Linked DNA regions of Homo sapiens: regions 1 and 2 are each linked to region 3. A link is a loop called in an ENCODE intact Hi-C map of the cell type or tissue named here. Cell type or tissue: GM12878. All regions are shown on one strand.

Region 1 (8,000 bases), 220 kb after region 3:
GTCGGGGTAGGCCTCATGGTCGATGGTGCAGAACACCAGGCGGGACTGGTGACCTGCGCAGAGGCCCAGCCATGGCGGGCAGACGCCAGTCAACATTCACCAAGCGCGTTCCCTGGGCCAGGCGCCATCCTGCACTCACCCCACAGGTCATCCCCATTCAGTCTTAGATGACCCCCCCGAGGCAGGTGCCACCACATCTCCAATTGGCAGATGAGGAAACTGAGGCTCTGAGGGTTTTTGCTGTGAGAGAGCCCTACTCTGGCACCTGATCACTGACCCCAGGCCCAGCTCCGGTCCTGAGGGAGTCTGTCTCCTATGAGATGCCGCTGACTCTGGGAAGCCCCCTCTGGTTCTATTCGCTTAGGCTGGGGTCCTTCATGGAGTCCCCCAGATCCCTGGGTTTTCCTCAAAGCGACCCCCATAACACAGAGATTTCTCGCCTACTTGTCCATCTCCCCAGGAGGGACTGCCTTGAGGAGAGGGCTGTGACTTGCCCACCTGTGGCCGTGGGATCCAGCACACAGGGCCCATGCCCTCCCCTGGGCCATCCACGCCCGCACCTCCGCCACACTCCGCGCTGCAGTCACTCCATGAGCCGTGGCTCCAGCTGAAGCCGGGGCTGGGGCGGCGCAGGGGCAGGTGGTACTCATAGTGCACACCGGGGTTGGGCTCCTGGCTGATGAGCTGTCACGGGAGAGTCCTTGTTGGGGTCTGCTGCTGGGGAGCACTCCCACACCCTCCGCAGCCTCACAGCCCCCTGCCAGCCTCAAGCCCAGAGCCACTCAACCCCCCATGTACAGAGCTTGGCAGCCTCTTGGGGACCACGAGCTGCCCACTCGCCCTCTCTCCCCACACCCCCATTTACCTCGATGACCAGGGGCTCCGAGGTGGGGCCCCGGGCATGGAGTCGCTCAGGGGCCAGGTCCCCCTCAGCACCCCGCTCGTAATGCAGGATGGTGCTGGCTGCTGGCAGGGCCCGGGCCGCCTCGATGGTCCAGTGCCCATTGAGGTAGTATTCCCCACGAACATTCTTCACAGCTGCGCAGAGGAGACCGCCTCAGTCAGCCAGAGGGAGCAGTGCCGCACCTCCCCCTGCAGCCCCAGACCTGCCTAGGACCTAACCCTAGGCTCTCACCCAGGAAGTTCCTGCTGGCAGCAGCCTCGTCGATGAGGATGCTGGTGGCACCCATGGGAACTATGAGGATCTGGTTGTAGCCTGGGGGCAGAGACGCAGGTGCTGGGTGTGCTGGGCTATCCCTCTCCCGGCACCACTCAAACAGGACTCCAAGTGCCACACAGCACAGAATGGGGGCAGGGAGGGTACACAAGAGCCAGACAGGGCCGAGCTGCTGGGAAAGGCAACCCTGGCAGAAGAGGCCGCAGTACAAAAGCCAGGGTGGCGGGAAGGCTCAGGGCACCCGGAGCACACTGGGAGTGGGAAGGGATGGGGAGGGCATCCAGGCGGTGGCAGCAGGAGATGGGACTGCACGAGCGGGCACGAGTCCTAACCAAAGGCCACAGGGGGCCTTTCAGATGTGACCTGATATGATCAGAGCCTTCCAGTGCCATGAGGGCCACTTGGCCTGGAGTCTAGGCCAGAGCAGGGACAGGCAAGGAAGGGACAGGCAAGGAAGGGGGCAGGCAACTGCCCCTTGTCGGAACCACCCCCACCTCGGCTGAGGTCATTAGCGTCAAAGGTGCCTGCGACGGGGTAGCAGGTCGTGCCGTCACCCCCACACCGCAGACACTTGTCCTCCTGCTTGGACGAGTCCAGCTCGTGATCACAGCCGACAACCTGTGGGCAGAGATGCGGGAGGCAGGGGAGACGGCATCATGGCCACATCAGGCCTTGGGCCCCGTCGCATCCTAACCCCAGCACCCACGCAGCCCAGGCAGGATAGGGTGGTCGGGAGTGATTCAGCCACCAGCCAGGGGACTGGCCTGTGGCTGACAATCCACTTCTCTGTCTGCTCAGCTCCCATCTCCCCTTCTGGTAATAATGCCCTGTTTTCCTTGAGGGGCCACCTCTCTCCCGCAGAGTTTGAACGGAGCTCCCCAAATGTGGGTTTGGGGAGGTTGGAGTGGTTCAGGGTAAGTCCCAAACCAAGACGAATCAGAGACAACCCCCGGTGGCTAGAACTCCTGGGAATGAGGCCCCCTTTCCCTGGGAATTCCCTTTCTAGGGAGCAGAAGGTCGGAGCAGCTGGCGGCCACCTCCACACCTCCTGGGAAGAATGGGCCAGATCCTGATGCTGGACCCAAGGAGAGGAAAGCCGAGTGGCACCTCATTCATGCGCCTGCGGCTGTCCCTGCTGTTTGTTTTTCTGAAGTCGGTTTTAGCCGGATTTCTGCCACCCAGAGGGTTTCTCTTATTGTAGGGCTAGCGTTCTCCAAGGATGAAGGTGAGGGGCCATAGGGCATCTGTGATGCCTGCAAGGTACCCTAGGAGCTGGGCTTGGTGTCCTGGTAACTTGAGAAGACACCAAGCTCATGGCAGCTACCTGGGCCTATGGGTGATGGACAGGGAAACACCCGCACTGAGCCCCCAGGCAGCCCGGAGGCAGGGAGGGGCTGGGGCACCACTCACCCGGCAGCTGCCATCCACACAGACATCCCTCTTGCCAGGCTCGCAGGGCGTCCCATCAACCACAGCCTCCCTGTGCTTGTAGTAGAAGTTCTCCCCCTTGGGAATGCAGTTCAGTTCACACTTGTTTGGGGCTGGGGTGGGCAGGAAGGCAAGACTGAGATCCTGAGGTTGATGATGCCCCTCCCCAAGACCCAAGGCTTACCCTAGCAACAGGAAAGCATGGGTCAGAAAGCCCTGCAGCAGGCCCCGCAGAGCACAGATCCCCGCCCCATCCCCAGGAGAAGGGACCGTCTCCATGAATCTGTTGCACCTCTAAGGATCAAGTCGAAGAAAAATCCCAGAATCAGGAAAAAGTGAAACACTTAAAGAAGTCTACCTCAGCATTATTTACCACAGCTGAGGTGGTTACAACAGGCTACTTTTTTTTTTTTTTTTTTTTTGAGGTGGAGTCTCGCTCTTGTTGCCCAGGCTGGAGTGCAGTGGCACGATCTCGACTCACTGCAACCTCCGCCTCCCTAGTTTAAGCAATTCTCCTGCCTCAGCCCCCCTAGTAGCCGGGACTACAGGCACGCGCCACCACACCCGGCTAAGTTTTGTACTTTTAGTAGAGATGGGGTTTCACCATGTTGGGCAGGCTGGTCTCGAACTCCTGACCTCAGGTGATCCACCTGCCTCAGCCTCCCAAAGTGCTGGGATTACAGGTGTAAACCACTGTGCATGGCCATAACAGGCTACTCTTTAAATAAATTATCAATGGAATATTACACATGCTGACTATGCAGTTACAAATGATGATTGTGAAGACTATATGGTGTGGGAAGATGCTTAAAACACAGAATGCAAAATGGTGATTACTATGCAATAATTACAAATATGTAAGCATATATGGAGAGAATAATGTGAAAGGGGCTAAAATGAAATGCTAACAGTGATCTTGTGAAAGGGGCAGGATGAGGATAACTTTTTTCTGGTTTTAATGTTTTTCAGATGGGATCTCACTCTGTCTCCCAGGCTGGAATGCAGAGGCACGATCAAAGCTCACAGCAGCCTCTACCTCCGAGACTCAAGTGGTCCTCCAGCCTCAGTCTCTCGAATAGTTGGGACTATAGGCACATGCCATCATACCCAGCTAATTTTTTTATTTTTTGTAGAGACAGGGTCTCACTACGATACCCAGGCTGGTTTCAAACTCCTGGGCTCAAATGATCCTCCTGCCTCAGCCTTCCAAAGCACCAGGATTACAAGCAGGAGCCACTGTACCTGGCCTGGTTTTAATTTTTTTTTCTTCTTTTGGAGACAAGATCTCACTCTGTCGTCCGGGCTGGAGTGCAGTGGTGTGATCTTGACTCACTGCAGCCTCAACTTCCTGGGCTCAAGTGATCCTCCCACCTCAGCTTCTCGAATAGCTGGGACTACATGGGTGTGCAACCATGCCTAGCTAATCTTTGTATGCCTGGCTAATCTTCGTATTTTTGGTAGAGATGGGGTTTCACACATTGCCCAGGCTTGTCTCAAATTCCTGGACTCAAGTGATCCTCCTGCCTCAGCCTCCCAAAGTGCTGGGATTACGGGCATGAGCCACTGTACCCTACCTTAATTTTTATATTTATCTAAATATATACACATTTTAAAACAACCCAAAAGTACAAACAGGATTATAATCATCTCCATACCATGGAAGGTATCCCTCTACTCTCTTTTTAGACTTTCCCCTGTGTTCCAATTTTTCTATCATGTGACTATAATCAAATTATTTTTGACATGTGTCCACTTCAGGATCCAGGGGGAATTCTGAAAGCTAGAGTCCCACTGGGTCACGCCCACAGCCACAATCCCCACAACACACACACACACACACACACACATAGAGGATATGAGACTCCCACTGGGCCATGCCCACAGCCACAATCCCCACAACACACACAGACACACACACACACACACAGAGGATATGAGACTCCCACTGGGCCATGCCCACAGCCACGATCCCCACAACACACACACGCGCACACACACACACACACACACACACACACACAGAGGATATGAGACTCCCACTGGGCCACACCCACAGCCACAATCCCAACACACACACACACACACACACACACACACACACACACACACACAGAGGATATGAGACTCCCAGTGGGCCATGCCCACAGCCACGGTCCCCACAACACACACACACACACACACACACACACACACACACACACACACACGGAGGATATGAGACTCCCACTGGGCCACGCCCACAGCCACGATCGCCACCACACACACACACACACACACACACACACACACACACACACACGGGATAAGAGACTCCCACTGGGCCACGCCCACTGCCACTATCGGCACAACACACACACACACGCACAGAGGACATGAGACTCCCACTGGGCCATGCCCACAGCCACGATCCCCACAACACACACACACACACACGCACACACACACAGGATAAGAGACTCCCACTGGGCCACACCCACTGCCACGATCGGCACAACACACACACACACGCACAGAGGACATGAGACTCCCACTGCGCCATGCCCACAGCCACGATCCCCACAACACACACACACACATACACAGGATATGAGACTCCCACTGGGCCATGCCCACAGCCACGATCCCCACCACACACACACAGAGAGAATATAAGTGCTCCTTGATCTGGAATCTAGAGTGCCACAGGGTCTCCAGAGGTCATTTGCCGCAAGCAGGGAAAACGAACACTCAGAAGACTTGTCTTGAGGAATCTTCTGATTCATCTAAAATGCTTAATGACATACATGTTGGTGCTTACCTGGGTGTTTTTTCCCTGAACTGTATTTCTCTAAAAATTAATGACTTATACCCTCCTCAGAGGTGCACAGACCATCTCCTCTGGCCCCCAGATCCTTGATAAATGAAGTCTTGGTGTACCAAGCCCCTTCCAGCCCCTCCTGCAGGATGACCGTGGGGCACCATTGCTACCGCTCCCGGGGTTCCCCATCTCCGTCTCTGTGCGACGGGAGGAACGCTTCCCATAGCAGACTGAGCAAAAACAGGGCTCAAAATGGTATAGACACACCATAGCTTCGTTTGAAAATATACATACATAAGGGGAGAAAGGATGGAAAGACCTCAAAATGGCTGCCATGGTGTTGCCACGGGCATGTGCTGGGGGGAGCAGGGGTACTGGTGATTGATTCATTATGGGTTGATCGATGGGGTATTTGACAAATGCTGGCTCTGGCAGCACATATACTAAAATTGGAACGATACAGAGATTAGCACAGCCCCTGCCCCCTTAGCTGGTATGGCATGCAAATTCATGAAGCATTCCATATTTACTTTAAAAATTATTTGGGAGGCTGAGGTGGAAGGATTGATTGAGCTTGGGAGGTACATGCTGCCCAGCTGACATGACACTGCTGCACTCAAGCCTGGGCAAGATCCTGTCTCAAAAAAAAAAAAAAAAGAAAGAAAGAAAAAGGAAAAGAAAAAAAGGAAAGGAAAGGAAGAGAGAAAAAAGAGCAAGCGAGAGAGAACGAGAGAGAAAGAAAAGAAAAAAAGATAAAGAAAAAGAGAGACCTCTTGCTCTCTCTCGAGGGACCTCTGCAGACCCTCTCCTCCCCAAAGGTGGGTCCTGTGGTCTACAAGATTTCCTGTACATTGCGAGCCCCCGCGCCCACCCAAAAAAAAAAAAAAAAAAAAAAAAAAAAATTGGTCGGGTACAGTGGCTCACGCCTGCAATCCCAGCACTCTGGGAGGTCGCTGCCGGCGGATCCCTTGAGCCCAGGAGTTCAAGACCAGCCTGGGCAACACAGTGAGACTGTCTCTAATATATATATATATGACAACGCCTCTATAATACGGCAATAGGAACTGTGGCATCAACGTAGGTATACAAGAGGCCCCGAGAGAGCGAGTCCCGGCCGCGCTCACCGCTGTAGTAGGGCAGCCACCGATACCGCCGCCCCTGGAACTCCGCTCCGTCGAACTCCGCGCACTGCTCGGCCCGGAAGTCCCGGGCGCCGTCGGGGCAGCTCTGCGGGGCGGAGGGGAAGTCGGGATCCAGGAGGGCGGAGTCCGAGGTCCGCCCACCTCCCGCCCCGCCCGAGCCCAGGGAGCCCAGGAGTCTCCCTTGCCTGCCCCATCGGAGCCGCCGGAGGTGGAGTCCGCCCCCCGGACCCCCGAACTCCTGTGCGTGCCCCTCCATGGTGCTCTAGGCTGTGGAGGGCAAGGCCAGTCCCCGGGAGCAGGGTGAGGAAGGGGCCCCCACGCAGCCCTGCTGTGGATTGGCGGGAGGACCCCAGGCTGGGCCAACCCAGCAGCCCGCGGCCAGGAGCGGGCATCCCAATGGGGAAATCGGCCAGGAGGGGCTGGGGAAGCTGGTGCCTTCGCCCGCGCCCCGTGAGCTTTACCTCCGTGCGACAAGAGCGGTGGCTCCGGGCGGGGCCCACGCAGCTGGAGCCTCCATCTCTCCTGCGGGACCAGAGCACCGGGAAGACCTGACCGAGACCCAACGTCCCTGCCCCCGTTCTGGGGCTCTCTGCAGGCCCCAACTTCTGCGGGACTCTCCAGTGGGAGCAGCAAGGTGAGAGGGTGTCCCCCGACCCCACCCCGTAAATCCCCCAGGTGGGAGTGAGCGACCCATGTTGGTACTCCAGAGAAGCGGGACTCAGAGCCCTACCCACCCTATAGTTTGGATTTAAGGCGGGACCACTCCACTGCATCTTAGGCAGATTCCCAGAGAAGACCCGAGGTGCATGAGATATAATACCCACCCGCTTGGCACAGCCATCCTGCGATCTAAGCAGGACATCAGTATAAGGCTCTTAGGATCATTCCTGGTCTCTCATTCCTCCTCACATAGGGTTCTCAGGAACAACCCCTATACAAACCGGGACAGAGGCACCTCACTACTCCTTCTGTGCCCCACCTTCTCCACTGACCCTGCCGGAGTGCAGCACACACAGCAAGCATTTAATAAATCGCTTGAAGTGGGGAACATCTGTACTCGGTAAAGAAACCACAGGAATTGGGAACTGCCGGTTGAAGATTATTTACCAGTTCCAGCAAAATTGACTGCACCTGCCATACTGCAGGCCGGTGCAGCATCAGGAGCTGGAGACCAGGGGCAACAGGCAGCACGCGTGCTCCAGCTCAGAGTGGAAGGCCCTGGGAAATGGTTTGATTTCCTGCGCTGAACTGATGCTGCTTCCAGAATGAATCTGCTCCTTGGTGGGTTCTGCTGATGTGGCCAGTGCTAGCCTAGGCCACGACCACCTAGCCCACCACCCAGAAGGCAGCATCCCCTGCTCCTGCTTTAACAAGCTGGCCCATTTTCATCTCTCCTACCTCTGGGAGTAGCAGGGGCGCTCCCGGAAGCTGACACCCCCTCCACAGGTCCGGCTGC
Region 2 (8,000 bases), 240 kb after region 3:
CATTTGGGCAAAGAGAAGTCACCAGCGGGAAGCTCAGCCCCACTTCAGCCCCCTGGCTCCAGCAGCTGCCTGTTTGGACAAAATGCTTATTAGAACATGGCCAGTTTAAATCAGTTTAAATCAGGTGCATTTCTTACCTATCAATGAAGACAGGAGGAGCAGCAGCTGTAGCGGGGCCCCTGGGGAGTTGTGTGAATTCTTAAGCAAAGATAAAGCTTGGCAGAGAAAGGGGAGTGGAATCATGCAGCCTCTCTAAAGAGGAAAAGCGCTTCTTCCATTCAACAAGCCCCACTCCCTGCCCCCACCAGCTGGGACTTTTCTGAGCTTGGTCAAAGGTCCTCTGTTAAGTGGGAGGAAAATGCTTCTCCCGCTGCAGGGTGGGGGAAGCTGAGGCCCAAGGAGCTCACTTTCCTGCTGTGTCCCTGCTTTTCCTATGATCCTTTCTTCTCAGACACCCAGGGCTGTGATTTCTTATGCCTCACGCCAGCTGCAAAGAGGACTCTGAGGTTGGGAGGCAGAACCCACACTCAGTGGTAAGGGACTGTCTTAGACCCACCAGCCAGGCCCTAGCAATTACTGGCTTGGGCAGGAATATTCTCTTTAAGCCTCATTTCTCCTCTGCTTACCTCACAGAGATGTGAACAGAACTGATGCATTAAAATAGGGTGGTTTAGAAAGAAGATTCCAGGAAAAAGTGTAAGACCTTCCTTCCTATTGTCAAGTCCCCTCTGTGCTGGCTCTATGCCACTCAGTGTCTGCACCTGAGACGCCCTCGCATTGGGGGTTTGGGGTAGCCTGGGGCGGAGGCAGACCTGGACTGGAAGGCTGCTCTGCTTCTCACTGTGTGTGTACTTGGGCAGGTCGGGTCACCTCCTTAAGCCACAACTTGCTCACTTGAGACTCATACAGCAGGTGGTAGAGTAGGGAAGTAACTGGTTTCCATAAAATTCCTACTAGATGCAGAATAAAAGTTAGTTCTGATCTGGGCGCAGTGGCTCATGCCTGGAGTCCCAATACTTTGAGAGGCTGAGGAGGGAGGATTGCTTAAGTCTAGGAGTTCAAAACTAGCCAGGGCAACACAGTGAGACCCTCCATCTCTACAATTTTTTTTTTAATTAGCCAGGTATGGTGGCAGTTGCCTGCAGTCCAAGATAGGGGTCCTCAATCCCCAGGCCACGGACCGGTACCTGTCCATGGCCTGTTAGGAACGGGCACACAGCAGGAGGTGAGCAAGCATTACTGCCTGAGCCCCGCCACCTGTCAGGTCAGTGGCAGCATTAGATTCCCACGGGAGCATGAACCCTGTTGTGAACTACTCATGCAAGGGACCTAGGGTGTGCATTCCTTAGGAGACTCTGATGCCTGATGATCTGAACAGGATCAGGCTTTAGACTGGAACAGTTTCTTCCCGAAACCATCCCACCCCGCTCCCAGACCTGAAAAAATTCTCTTCCATAAAACTGGTCCCTGGTGCCAAAAAGGTCGGGTACCACTGGCCAAGCTACTTGGAAGGCTGAGGCAGGAGGATCAATTGAGCCTGGGATGTCGAGGCTGCAGCGAGCTATGATTGCACCACTGCACTCCAGCCCGGGCAGCAGAGCAAGACCCTGTCTCTAAAAAAATTTTTGTTAAATTTCTGTCCTGTGCTCCCGCCATGTGTATCCTCAATTCTCTACATTTTCATATCTCCACAGATTGCAGATCTAAGGATGAGGCTAAGAAAGAAGTGGCCAGATCTCTTTGTGTGGTTGGGTTGGGATGGAAGGCTGGAGAGAAGAGAGAGGGCAAAATGCCAAGAGCCTCGGGGCTCCCAGGATTCACCTCCTCCAGGAAGCCTTCCTGTACATCTGGCTCTGCACTCCCATCGGTGCCGGGCTTTGCCCTAGCACTTTCAAACTACTGCAGTGATGTAGTTGTTTCTCTTTCTCTCTCATAATTGTGAACATTGCAAGGGCAGAGATCCATTTTCATGTTATACCCTGGACCAGAGGTTCATGGTGGCCCTGAAGGTTTGCCTCAAGAGAGGGGCTTTGAGAAGTGTAACTGGTGACCAGCTTCCAGTGGCTGCACTCAGCCCCACACCAGGTTCTGAAGACTCCCCCTGCACCTCCTCCTCCCCGCAATTCATCTTCACAGGCGCTCCCCTGTAGATCTCTCGCACATCTAGTCCCGTCTCAGCCTCTGCTCTCAGAGGGCCTGAACCAACCCTTGCGGTTCTTGGTTGCACATCACAGAAAAGGACTGAGTCAGCTTAAACAGGAGAGTTGCTTAGAAGAGAGGCAATGGGAGATCGCAGATTGACAGGAGGGCTGAAAATCAGGCACATGCTTGGGCTGGACCCCCGACAATGTCCTAGTTGTAGTCCAGGAGCAGTTCCAGTTAGGATCTATGCTGCTCTTCCGCTGGACGCTGAACTCGTGTCACCACCAATTTTAGGCAATGCTGACACATGCCTAGAAAAACCCTGAAGCGTCCTTGTAGACTCACTCCCCACAGGAACATGCCTGTACCCTGATGGCCAGGACCTGAGAAACAAGAATTGGCAGGGTCCCCAGGTGGAAGTTCAGATGGCAGCTGCCCCAGAAAACACATGTCCACCAGGACAGGGTATTTGTTGAACTCCCATTGAACTGAATTTAGAGGATGCTGCTTCCCTCTTCCTTCATTTGGAGGTTGTTCATCCAAATATCTGAGTGCCTACGCTGCGCTAGAAGCTGGGAGAGACCGGCCCAGTGGTGATAACTGTTTAAGCTTCAGCTTGCTGCAGGAGGCAGCACTGCTGTGCAGGTGGATTCTTTCCCATGGCGTTTGGTGTAGATGCTCCCACCATGGCTGTTTTCAAGCTACCAAGGTGACGTCACCAGACGTGGAGTTGGGAAGAGATGCAGTCAGCTCTCCCAGGCGTGGGCTCCAGCTCACTAGGTCTGCTCGGGGAGTTTACACTCTAGTGGGGACTTGCATTCTAGTGCTGTGTGTGTCAGTTTAGACTAAGCTGAGTTTTACAATCAGAGTATTCAAACATTTTTACGATAAAAGTCATAGAACCGATGCCACAGCCCACTAGGAATCCAAAAGGAAAAAAGATACTCCACATCAGAGGCTGCTGCATTTATTTCTCTAACGTCTCCCCACCCCCCAATACATATATTCATTTCCCTTAATACAGTCATTCAAACGCTGGGAACGGCGGGAAGGCGAGGGTCAAAACTCCACTCCGTGCTGTGCTTCCAGACGCCACCTCAACCTTCCTTCCCCCATTGCGTTGCCATATCCAAGTCAGCTCTTTGAAGCACCATGCCAGACCACTGGAGTGGGAATTCAGGGCTCAGTGTGTCTGACAAGTGGCTGTCAGGAGATAAGCCACCTGGCCTTTGGAGGGGAGTTTTACCCTTAAAGCTGAGACAGAAATATATAATAGCTCCTCCCACCCTTCCTGCAGACAAGAAGGCCATCCAGAGGGAAAGAACAGGAATTCCTGGGATGTCCCCTCAGTGACACCAGGCCCACGCTGACTCGGATCCCGGAAAGGGCACCGGGATGCGGGAGAGGCTGTGTGGAGGCAGGACAATGCCTGGGGAAGGAGAGCAGAGACAGTGGGAAAGGAAGGGGCTTTCCAATGCTGTTTCTGACTAGCTCCCAGCCAGCAGCTCCAGCCGGCAGAGATCTCATCCCCTCTGCCCACAGGGGAACACAAACTCCTACCACAGCGACCCCAACCACGGCCTCCTTTGGAGAAGCTGGTTGAGACATTAAGGGAGCTGCTGTGAGGAACCCACCCTCACTTCCCAAAGGGGAGAGCAGCTCCTGGCCCAGACCCCACAAAGGTCGGTGTAAGGTGTGGAACCAGCTCAAGAGCACAGGCCCGGAGCATGTCTCTGGGCCTTGAAGCTCCAGGTGGGCACCCCAGACTCCCAGGCAAGCCTGGTGTCCTGTGGCCGCCTGGTGGCCCCTCGGATGGTTGCAGAAGGCAGCAAGTCCCTGTTCTCTTGTGATGAATCCAGTGAGCCAGGCTCTGAGGTCCCTGGTGCTGTCCCTGGGGGGCTGTCACGGACAGGGGCCCTGGATTGGTAGCCCCAGAGGCCAGCAGTCAAGGCTGTTTAGATCCTTTTGTCTTGGTCTCACCCTCCACCATGCTCCTGGGACACTTCTCATCTACCCTGTGGCTTCAGCCTCTGTACCTGAATGGTTCTCAGCCCAGACATTGAGAGACAGCCTGTGTCTCGGGCCAAAGACCTGGAAACACAACCCAGAAGTCAGTGGGCCAGTGCCTCGCAATCCTAAAACAAGACTTCCCCGAAGCTGAAGGGAGAGGAAATAATTTTTCTTTTCTTTTCTTTTCTTTTTTTTTGCTGCAGTGCTTCTCTAGCTCTCATTTCTGTGGGGACCTGTTATCCTGGACCCCTACTTTATAGTATAATGCCACGGAAAGATGTACAGACACAAAACGGGGTCTAAGCTCTTTATTTTTACAGCTTTCATATCACTGTTAATTCTATATATCTAGGTCCCAATCCCTTATCAGAAACTCTTGAGGCCAAACGTGTTTCAGAATTGAGAATTTTCCAGGCTTTAGAAGTGACTAAACTGCATATTATATAATACTCCCAGCAGGCTGGAAGCCCTCTTTTCACCATCTCGGCTCACTGCAACCTCCGCGTCCTAGGTTCAAGCGATTCTCTTGCCTCAGCCTCCCCAGTAGCTGGGATTACAAGCACACACCACCACACTCAGCTAATTTTTGTATTTTTAGTAGAGATGGGGTTTCACCATGTTGGCCAGATTGGTCTCCAACTCCTGACCTCAGGTGATCTGCCCACCTTGGCCTCCCAAAGTGCTGGGATTATAGGCATGAGCCACCGTGCCTGGCCAGAAGCCCTCTTTTTATGTTTATTTTTTTGAGACGGAGTTTTGCTCTGTTGCCCAGTCTGGAGTGCAATGGTGCGATCTCGGCTCACTGCAAGCTCCACCTCCTGGGTTCAAGCGATTCTCCTGCCTCAGCCTCCCGAGTAGCTGGGACTGCAGGCGCATGCCACCACGCCTGGCTAATTATTTTGTATTTCTAGTAGAGACGGGATTTCACCATGTTAGCCAGGATGGTCTCGATCTCCTGATCTTGTGATCCGCCTGCCTTAGCCTCCCAAAGTGCTGGGATTACAGGCGTGAGCCACCGCGCCCGGCCAGAAGCCCTTTTTAATCAAAACAAATCAACGAGCAAAACCGCCGCACATACACACTCATAGCTCTGCGGCAAAACACACAAATGTCCTCCTAAAGGGCATAAAGTTCAGTCAGGTATTACGGACACATTGATAAGAAACCTTTCAGTTTTCAGAGCTTTGTAAATTTTGCCCATTAAACGCAATATAACGCAGAGCAGATGGGATTCAGATGAGCAGCATTTGTGTGATGTGGTGGGCGGGGTGGCCTACTGGAATCACCTCCTGGTGGTGCCATGAATGTGGTCCAAGCTTGGGGGCAGGAAGTAGGGAGGCACAAAGCCTGGGCAGTCTTGGGTCTACCACTCCTGGCTGTAATATCTCAGGCAAGCCAACCTTCCTGCATGGCAGTTTTCTCATTTTTAAAAGACAATAGATTGATGTAAATAAAAAATAAATACTAAAATTGAAAATTCCCAGGAATCCACCACCCCAAACTCTGAGAACAAAGTGAGGCAGCAGAAAGCTGGAGGTGGCATCCTCTCTGAAGGGGAGTGGCACACACCCGTGTCGACTGGGGCCTCCAGCGCAGGCCTCCAGGCAGCATTGGCACTGAAAGGCAGACTGTGACGGGCTGTCCTGCTCGGCCAGAGTTGGGAGCTGAGGCCTGGCTGGTCAGTGTCTCTCGCACCAGAGCTTGTGACCTTAGCATCACAGGAAGACTGAATAAATAAGGCACAGCTTCTGGGAACATCAACTTTAGGAGTGTGTATGGTGGTGTCATATATTTTTGGTGATGGTTTTTTTTTTTTTTTTTTGAGATGGAGTCTCACTCTTGTCACCCAGGCTGGAGTGCGGTGGCACGATCTCGGCTCACTGCAACCTCCGCCTCCCGGGTTCAAGCAATTCTCCTGCCTCAGCCTCCTGAGTAGCTGGGATTACAGGTGCCTGCCACCATGCCCAGCTAATTTTTGTACTTTTAGTAGATATGGGGTTTCGCCATGTTGGCCAGGCTGGTCTTGAACTCCTGACCTCAGGTGATCTGCCCGCCTTGGCCTCCCAAAGTGCTGGGATTACAGGCGTGAGCCACCATGCCCAGCCGTTTTTTTTTTTTTTTTAACATTAAAACACGTCTACAACAACATGCATGAACCTCAAGGACTTCACGCTAAGTGAAATAAGCCAGTCACAGAAGAATGAATAGTGGGTCGTTCCACTCCTTGTGAGGTTCCTGGAGTAGTCAAATTCACAGAGACAGAGCTGGAATGGGGGTGCTGGAGGCTGGGGCGGGGAGCTGTTTTGTGGTGAGGAAGGAGCTCTGGAGATGGGCGTGTGATAGCTACACATCACTGTGAAGGAACTTAATGTCACCAAATGCACACTCAAAAATGGTTAGGATGGTATATTTTATGTTGTATTTTACCCAGTAAGACAACAAAAAGCATATATTATGAAATAAAACTTTTGGTTTTGGTAAAACTCCAGAGAACTCTCCACCTAAGGCTGCCACCTTGGACTGTGTCCACATCCCTCAGTGTCTCTGTCCTCTGTTGCTTGAGCAGCTTTAGTGAGAAAGTTGAGAAAGGTTGTGAGACTGCGCTACCAAGGCCCACTCAGACGAAGATTCGGTTCATCAGAAATGGGGTCCAGTGCCCCCGTCCTTGACAGTGCTGGAGGCACAGCCTCTCCCACTTACCTGCGGGCAGTGACTCTGGGAGCGCTCCTCCTCCTCTGTAAAATGGGGCTAACAGGCCCTACCCATAGGGTGGGGTGAGGACAGGAGACAATGCCTGTGATGGGCTTGGCATAGTGTCTGTGGCATATTAAGGGACATGCTCAAGGGACATTGGTTTTATGAAGCAGTACCTTCCTCTGTGGCTTTTCTTGGTTAAATGTGGGGTATGTATTAACAACCGCCCTATCCTTTATTCCCCCTGCATCCAATGTGGTGACAATGACCCAGGACAAACCCATACATCTCTCCAGATGTCACAAACGTGAACTGGGGGAGGAATCCTGTTTGTATTCATCCTGACCACCATTTATAAATTCAGGTCTCCTGAAGGGATAAGGCTGGTTGACTTCGGCTCCACACTCTCCAGCACAGCCTTGTAAACAGGGGCAAAAGCTGGTTAATGTTTGTTCTTACTCACAACAATTCCCATGCACATGACCTATTGACATCATTCTGCATGGAAATCCCCTCCCGCAGACCCCGCAGCCACCCCTACAGTCCTTCACTGACTCACCATTTATTGGGCAACTGCCAGGAGTTTAAGAAATGGGACGGCGCCCAAGCTCCCTGGAGGGTCAGGCAGTGGCAAGGTGGCCCCTCGGTCTGTATTTGCCATCCTTAGCTCCTGTCACCGGGCTCGGAGGCATCAGGGTGACCCATCCATTTCCCTTTGCCTGTCCAGGCAGCCAGAGTCTGCAGACAAGGGCGGGGCTCGCTCTGAAAACGACAGGGGCGAGGGAAGACTCGCCAAACCACAGGGAAATGAGAGAATCAGGTCCCCAGCCCCTCCCAGCCCGGGGCAGAATCCTCCAGCAGAGCCATCTGGCAAGGAAGGAGCTTGGAGTGAGAAAAATGCGCTGGAGGTGGGCCCCATCCAGGGAGCGAGGAGCGGAGGGAGGGGCTGCGGGAACATCTGGGTTGGCCAAGTTCCCAGTGGGAAGATGGGGTCAGATTTGTCTTCAGCATTGGGGTGGGCCAGGGGGCCCTCCGCGGAGTGGCAAGGCCTCACCCTCTTTCCCACCGCTATGGAGCACTGCCAGGAAGAGAGAGGGTAAAGGAGCCCATCAGTTGACTGGCAGAGCAGCGGGGCTCCAGGCGGGGTCTTGGTG
Region 3 (8,000 bases):
TTGCCCATGCTGAAGTGTGGTGGTAAGATCTTGGCTCACTGCAACCTCAACCTTCTGGGCTCAAGTGACTCTCCCACCTCAGCCTCCTCAGTAGCTGGGACCACAGGCATGCACCACAACGCCTGGCTAATTTTTATATTTTTTGTAGAGATGGGGTCTCGCTATGCTGCCTAGGCCAGTCCCAAACTCCTGGGCTCAAATGATCTGCCCTCCTAAAGTGCTGGGATTACAGGCTTGAGCCACTGTGCCCAGCCATGTTTTTGTTAATCTTTTTTTTTTTTTTTTTTTTGAGATGGAGTCTCGCTCTGTTGTCCAGGCTGGAGTCGGGGTGGCATGATCTCGGCTCACTGCAACCTCCGCCTCTCAGGTTCAAGAGATTCTCCGCCCCAGCCTCCTGAGTAGCTGGGATTACAGGCGCATACCACATGCCCAGCTAATTTTTTGTAATTTTAGTAGAGACGGGGTTTCACCATGATGGCCAAGCTGGTTTCGAACTCCTGACCTCAAGTGAATCCGCCTGCCTTGGCCTCCCAAAGTGCTAGGATTATAGGTGTGAGCTACTGCGCCCAGCCTTGTTAATCTATTAACAAAATGTTATAATGACAAAATACTCCAGAAGTTCCACAAATCCTTTTATAAAGGGCCCTACCTGTCCTTCCTGGCTGAGGCATTTACAGGTGATTCTCACTTCTCACAAAGATAAATGTGTCAGGTGTTTCCTTTTCATTGCTCCTTTTGTCATCTTTCCTCTCCCTTCCTTCTGCCATACTCATTAACTCCACTGGTTGATTAGACAAGGGACTGATCCCTATCCTGCCGTAAAAGAAAGCTTCTGTTTGGACCAGCATGTGGGAGAAACATGCTGACCTTGCCTTAGTCAGGATCTAGAGAAATTTTTCATTTTTCAATCAAGGTTCATGTTTCCATTGGTTTACACGTTCCATCTAAGTTACCATCCCCCTTGTGAACCACGTCAGCCAGACCAACAGCAAAGTGGGGGTTGTGGGTCAGAAGGAAATCACCTGTGTTAGAATTTCCTCTCCCCTACCCTCACCCTGTCCCATCATTTCTTTGTTTTCTTTTTTTTTAAGGGACAGAGTTTCTCGCTCTTTCATCCAGACTGGAGTGCAGTGTTATGACCTTGGCTCACTACAACCTCCACCTCTGGTTTTCAAGTGATTCTCGCGCCTCAGCCTCCTGAGTAGCTGGGATTACCTGTGTGAGCCACCACACCCGGCTAATATTAATATTTTTTTAGTAAAGACAGGGTTTCACCATGTTAGCCAAGCTGGTCTCAAACTCCTGGCCTCAAGTGATCCACCTGCCTCAGCCTCCCAAAGTGCTGGGATTACAGGCATGAGCCACCCGCACCCAGCCTTCCCATCTTTTTTTTTTTTTTTTTTTTTTGAGCCGGAGTCTGGCTCTGTCGCCCAGGCTGGAGTGCAGTGGCGCGATGTCGGCTCACTGCAAGCTCCGCCTCCCGGGTTCACGCCATTCTCCTGCCTGAGCCTCCCGAATAGCTGGGACTACAGGCGCCTGCCACCGCGCTCAGCTAATTTTTTTGTGTTTTTAGCAGAGACGGGGTTTCACTGTGTTAGCCAGGATGGTCTCGATCTCCTGACCTCGTGATCCGCCCGCCTCGGCCTCCCAAAGTGCTGGGATTACAGGCGTGAGCCACCTCGCCCGGCCTCCCATCATTTCTTGATGGGCTATATTGTCAGCAAACATTTACCAAATACATAATTAGTAGTCATCATGGATATGCCAGCAAATATCACGTGGTTTTTCTGACTTTGGGGATTTGTTGTCTAATTGGATAAAATGGGCTTTTCTTGTTGGAGGCAGCAACAGAGCCTTTCAGAGGTCAAGAGCAAGCTGGTTACTCTTTTTTTTTTTTTTTTTTTTTTTTGAGACGGAGTCTTTGTTGCCCAGGCTGGAGTGCAGTGGCACGATCTCGGCTCACTGCAAACTCCGCCTCCCGGGTTCACGCCATTCTCCTGCCTCAGCCTCCCGAGTAGCTGGGACTACAGGGGCCCGCCACCAAGCTCGGCTAATTTTTTGTATTTTTGTAGTAGAGACGGGGTTTCAACGTGTTAGCCAGGATGGTGTCAATCTCCTGACCTCATGATCTGCCGGCCTCGGCCTCCCATGGTGCTGGGATTATAGGCGTGAGCCATCGCGCCCGGCCTCGTTACTCCTTTTTGAGACCCCAGTTATATTTTTAAAAATGAAGTGCCAAAACTCAATTTTAAAAAGTTTTGGTAGATTTTTAATGTGTATGCTTAAGGTTTTTGTTTGTTTGTTTTTGAGACAGAGTCTTGTGTCGCCCAGGCTGGAGTACAGTGGCACAGTCTTGGCTCACTGCAACCTCCACCTCCCAGGTTCAAGCCATTCTCCTGCCTTAGCCTCCTGAGTAGCTGGGATTACAGGTACCCACCACCATGCCCAGCTAATTTTTGTATTTTTAGTGTAGACGGGGTTTTGCCATGTTGGTCAGGCTGGTCTCAAACTCCTGACCTCAAGTGATCCACTCGCCTTGGCCTCCCAAAGTGCTGAGATTACAGGCATGAGCCACTGCACCTGGGCAAGTTATCATTTTTTAACACAAACAATTACAATGAGTTTCTTTTGAAATAATTTTTAAAAAATTGAAATTGACATGAATGTTCATAGCAACATAGGGAGACCCCCGTCTCTACAAAACATAAAAATACCAGCCTGAGCAACATGGCAAAACCCCATCTCTACAAAAAATACAAAGATAGCTGGGCATGGTGGCATGCACCTCTGGTCCCAGCTGAGCCCAGGAGTTCAAGGCTGTAGTGAGCTGTGATCATGCCACGGCATTCCAGCCTAGGCAACAAAGCAAGACCTTGTCTTAAAAAAAAAGAATCCAGAGAGAGGATCAGGCAGTTAGTGCCTTCATTAGACCACACTATCCCATCAACACCAAACTGTTGTTTGGAGGGCTTCAGCTCACAGCACCATGCAATTTCCTAACGCTTCTGAGTTTGAGACTCCCCTAGACAGAAGCTAAGTGGAGCACATCAGACTTCCAAAAGCCTCTGCAAAGCAACGTGGTATTGTGGGAAAATGGTAGATGCAAGTTCAAATAACCTACTGCTAATAATAAATGTGTGACTTTGTGAAAATTACTTTATCCTTCTGACTTTTACTTTCATCATTTGTAAAACGAGAAGAAGACTATCTCATGGGTCTCTTGCATGTGGTTCCCAACCAGGCTGCATGTTAAAATCGCAGTTTAAAAATGTGACAGCCTGAGTCACACCTCCTGCAAGTTAAATTGGTGTCTCCAAGGGTGAGATCCAGACACCAGTAGATTTTTAAAGCTTCACACGTCATTCTAATCTGCATCCAGGATTGAAAATCACTCGTGAAGCCAGGTGCGGTCGCTCACGCCTGTAATCCTAGAACTTTGGGAGGCTGAGGCAGGAGGATCACCTAAGGTCGGGAGTTCGAGACCAGCCTGATCAACATGGTGAAACCCCCATCTCTACTAAAAATACAAAAATTAGCCGTGCGTGGTGGCCAGCATCTGTAGTCCCAGCTACATGGGAGGCTGAGGCAGGAGAATTGCTTGAACCTGGGAGGCGGAGGTTGCAGTGAGCCAAGATCGCGCCACTGTACTCCAGCCTGGACGATAGAGTGAGACTCCGTTTCAAAAAAAAAAAAAAATCACTGGTGAGAATTAAATAATGTTACTGTACTTATGTAAATCAGGTGCCCTGTTAGTTCCTAGTCATTCCTCAATTTAAATTTCAAACCAGCAATTGACTGTGCTTTTGGTGTGTGTTCTAAAATTTTACCACTAGATGTCACTTTGACCATACAAGTTGGTTCTTGGAAGCTTCTGCTTCTCCGTTCTCAGAGTAACAACCATACAGCATCACCACAACCATTTGTTGAGCACCTGCTGAATGCCAGGCAGAGTGCCAATTTTCTTTCTTTTTTTTTTGAGACAGGGTCTCACTCTGTCGCCCAGGTTGGAGTGCAGTGGTGCAATCATGGCTCACTGTAGGCTTGACTTCCTGGGCTCAAAAATGATCCTCTTTCCTCAGCCTTCCCAGTAGCTGGGACTATAGGCACGCGCTCACCGCACCCAGCTAGTTTTTAATTTTTTTGTGGAGATGAGGTCTCCCTCTGTTTCCCAGGCTGGTCTCAAACTTGTGGGCTCAAGTGATCCTCCCATCTCAGCCTCCCAAAATGTTGGGATTACAGGCCACCATGCCCAGCTGCCAGTGATTCTTAGAACACATGACCTCCAGTCACATAACAACAAATAAGCAAGGTAGTTGTTATCCCAGTCATGAAAAAAGGGTTACAAATAATCTGTGACTTGTACAAAGATACACAGTTAGTGGCAGAACTGGGATTCCAGCTTCATTCATTCATTCACTCATTCAAAAACACTGAACAGGCTGGGTGCGGTGGCTCATGCCTGCAATTACTTCACTTTGGGAGGCCGAGGTGGGAGGATCAAGACCAGCCTAGGCAACATAGTGAGACTCCATCTCTACCAAAAAAAAAAAAAAATACAAAAATTAGCCAGGCATGATGGCACATGCCTGCAGTCCCAGCTACTCAGAGGCTGAGGTGGGAGGATCACTTGAGCTCAGGAGGCAGAGGTTACAGTGAGCCGAGATGGGGCCACTGCACTCCAGCGTGGGTGACAGAGCCAGACCCTGTCTCAAAATTAATTAATTAATTAAAATTTAAAAACACTGGGCCAGGCGCGGTGGCTCACGCCTGTAATCCTAGCACTTTGGGAGGCCGAGGCAGGTGGATTGCCTGAGATCAGAAGTTTGAGACCAGCCTGGGCAACATGGTGAAACCCCATCTCTACTAAAATACAAAAAATTAGCCGGGTGTGGTGGCAGATGCCTGTAGCCCCAGCTACTCGGGAGGCTGAGGCAAGAGAATTGCTTGAACCTGGGAGGCAGAAGTTGCAGTGAGCTGAGATCGCGCCACTGCACTCCAGCCTGTGACAGAGTGGGACTCTGTCTCCAAAAAAAAAAAAAAAAAATTTAAAACACTGAACACTTACTATGTGCAAGGTACTGTACCTGGTACTGGAAATTCAAAGATGAATATAGCATAGTTCTCATTCTCCAGATGTTCTTTTTTTTTTTTTCTTGAGACAGAGTTTCGATCTTGTTGCCCAGGCTGGAGTGCAATGGCGCAATCTTGGCTCACTGCAACCTCTGCCTCCTGGGTTCAAGCGATTCTCCTGCCTCAGCCTCCTGAGTAGCTAGGATTACAGGCATGCACCAGCACGCCCGGCTAATTTTGTATTTTTAGTAGAGACGGGGGTTTCCTCCATGTTGCTCAGGCCGGTCTTGAACTCCTGACCTCAGGATCTGCCTGCCTTGGCCTCCCAAAGTGCTGGGATTACTGGCGTGAGCCAACGTGCCCAGCCAGAAGTTCATTTTTAACCTTCACTTGTAGGTACATTTGAGAAGAAAAGGTAGGCACTTTTTTTATAGTTGTTCTTGGCCCCAGGGTAGCTCGGTCTTCGAAAGAACTTAAATGTTGTGTTCCTAAGAGGGTAGGATGACCCTTAGGTAGAGTTTTACACTGTATCCAGCCACTATGATAAAAGAATATTTTTGAGAGCTTATTAGGTAACTAAGAAGCTAGAGATCACATCTGGTCTGTTTTATCACTGCCTTATTTAATTATTTATATCCTCAGCAACAAACTATTGGCATTGGGTATGTAACTAATTTTTAATCAATAAATGTTTACTGAATAAACGAATTCCTAGTACTGTGTTAAACATTGTGCAAAAAGAGCCGTGACAGAAATATGTAAAGAAGCCTGCATCTGCCTAGGCGCGGCGGCTCATGCCTATAATCCCAGCAATATGGGAGCCTGAGGTGGGTGGATCACTTGAGGTCAGGAGTTCGAGACCAGCCTGGTCAATATGGGGAAACCCCATTTCTGCTAAAAGTACAAAAATTAGCTGGGCGTGGTGGTGCCTGCCTGTAATCTCAGCTACTCAGGAGGCTGAGGCAGGAAAATCGCTTGAACCCAGGAGGTGGAGACTGCAGTGAGCCGAGATCATGCCATTGCACTCCAGCCTGGGGAACAAAGAGAGATTCCATCTCAAAAAAAAAAAAAAAAGAGAAGAAAAGAAAAAAGAAGTCTGCATCTTATTCTTATAAGCAAATCTGAATATTTCCTTCCAAAAGTAGTACCTTGTTTTAAGTGCCTCCGCTGATTCATCCCTAAGGTGGGAAAGACTTAGAGATCTTGGAGAAGACTCTAAATGAGCCAGGGACCAGAGCATTATTATACTGCTTGATTTGATCTGTAGATTCAGGGTCTAATGACTGCTCTGGAGTTTGTTCTTATGTTGCAGGTATACAGCTGTATCTGTTTGAGTTGTCATTCATCAACCAAGCAGTTTGACAATTAGGACCGTAAGGATGACCAGGCTGGGTCAGACCTATCCAGCAGGTTAAAGGTTATTCAAGTTATTCAAGTAGTGGTCCTCAAACCTGGTTATAAATCAGAATCACCTGGGGGAGCTTTGCAACTATATACAGACCCCACTCCAACCTACTGAGTTGGAATACTAGGACCTAGGAGAGAGACATGAGACTTTCACATAGGACTAGGGTTGAAAATGAGTAGTTCAAGATCCATCCAGTTTTACTCATATATGGCTCTGCAATTCATAAATGTTGCCCTGATTTTTTTTCTGTATTCTGATTGTATTCCCTCCCTGGGTAATGAGTGCCATGCATTTACTACCTACAGTTTGGAGTAGTCTTCCTTTATATTGGTCCTAAGCTTAACTCTCCTGGAACTTTGTAAGAGACATTGAAACCTAAGATTTGGGGATTTGAGAGATGAGTTCATGTTGATCTTACGCATGCCACTTGTAATATTATAGGTTGAGCTCTCCCACAGAGCTTGCTTAGCAGTCACATGCCCATTCTTGAGATTTTTCTTATTTCACAAGGAGCTCTGGCTTTATCGAGATCCATTCTGCACCATCTAGACAACCTTTGTCCACTTCGTGCAATAGGAGAAAAATAATATCTGTTCCTCTGATGATTGTGACCCAGGATGATTGCAGCTTAGGTCATTCAGGACAGGTAAGCACTTATTGCCAGCTTAGATTAAAGTCCTGTTCTGAGTCTAGTTAGCCTGTTAGCTTTGGAGAGACCAGGAAGGGAAATATTCTTGCATTTAAGGGCTCAAACACAAATGTATTCATTTGGAATGATAATCTAGATGGTTCATAGAACAGAGACCAGAAGAGGGAGTCAAGTGGAAGTATTTGTGGTAAAGTATAGAAGGGAATAAATAGAGAAGGAAAATACTAGGGTCATGTGCCTATGTACCTGCCAAATAGAAAGAAAAAAGATCTGGTTTAAGCACATCACATTCCTTTAAAAAAAAAAAAAAAGGCTAAGTGTTTGGAGATGAAGAGCCACAATTGGGGTGATCATTTGGGAATCTCCAAGTATTCTTTGGTGAATTAATGTTTCTAAGTTGCCTTATGCACACGTGAAAGAGAGAAAGAGAGGAGAGAAAGGGAGAAGTGTCATCAGGTCATAGCCTGTAGATCATCACCCTAGGCAAGTTAGGCCTGGCTAGAATCAGTCTGCATAGATAACTGGCTGGAGCCTGGTTGGAAATTTCTATACTCCAGTGATGAGATTTCTGGTTGTATTCCTAAGGGACCTCACAATTGACCCTGTTCTCAATTGATGCTATTAAAAAACTGGTCTTCAGGAATTGGTCCGCCCAAGATGAAAATACTGTAGACTCTGATTCCAATATAGGAGCTCAAAGATGCTCCGGCTGCTCTATGATCAGCCCTCAAAGTAATGATAGCTTTTTCTGGCATTTCCTTTCATCTAGAGATTTCAAAGTATCTCCTAAACATGTGCCCATCCCATAGGCAGCTGATGAAGCCACATCTCTGACATTCATCTTTCACCCCGGTCCTCCCCACAAATTGGAGA

What was found. Hi-C counts contacts between places; a loop is a spot of excess contacts. Peaks named below come from ENCODE experiments on the same cell type or tissue, not always from the same donor. Only the 100,000 strongest peaks of a DNase experiment are listed, where the experiment ranks them.
Region 1: it touches region 3 in a loop (4-fold over the local background); 6 of 110 quality-filtered maps call a loop at or near these places.
Region 2: it touches region 3 in a loop (5-fold over the local background); 8 of 110 quality-filtered maps call a loop at or near these places.

Annotation. Positions count from the first base shown.
Region 1 is chr14:73,244,702-73,252,701 of GRCh38, reverse strand. It overlaps PAPLN (papilin, proteoglycan like sulfated glycoprotein), which reads right to left. Exons shown (of 27, transcript NM_001365906.3): 3 at 7,943-8,000; 4 at 7,006-7,066; 5 at 6,527-6,629; 6 at 2,588-2,718; 7 at 1,672-1,795; 8 at 1,136-1,216; 9 at 866-1,038; 10 at 561-684; 11 at 1-53. PAPLN-AS1 (PAPLN antisense RNA 1) reads left to right here and starts at 6,701. Exons shown (of 2, transcript NR_135248.1): 1 at 6,701-7,178; 2 at 7,458-8,000. It also overlaps the pseudogene RNU6-419P. RefSeq lists silencers at 4,049-4,128, 6,597-6,866 and enhancers at 4,940-5,441, 5,580-5,649. In GM12878, no CTCF peak of the experiment used is centred here; DNase peaks (open chromatin) are centred at 4,021, 4,441 and 4,776; H3K4me3 peaks cover 2,671 bases; H3K27ac peaks cover 2,345 bases.
Region 2 is chr14:73,227,998-73,235,997 of GRCh38, reverse strand. It overlaps a transcript of PAPLN not described here. Among named protein-coding and RNA genes, the nearest start is that of PAPLN, 5.5 kb to the left of the region's middle. RefSeq lists enhancers at 1-219, 4,020-4,089. In GM12878, a CTCF peak has its summit at 3,945; no DNase peak of the experiment used is centred here.
Region 3 is chr14:73,468,121-73,476,120 of GRCh38, reverse strand. No RefSeq gene overlaps it. Among named protein-coding and RNA genes, the nearest start is that of NUMB, 14 kb to the right of the region's middle. In GM12878, a CTCF peak has its summit at 3,831 (motif pointing right); a DNase peak (open chromatin) is centred at 3,846; H3K27ac peaks cover 402 bases.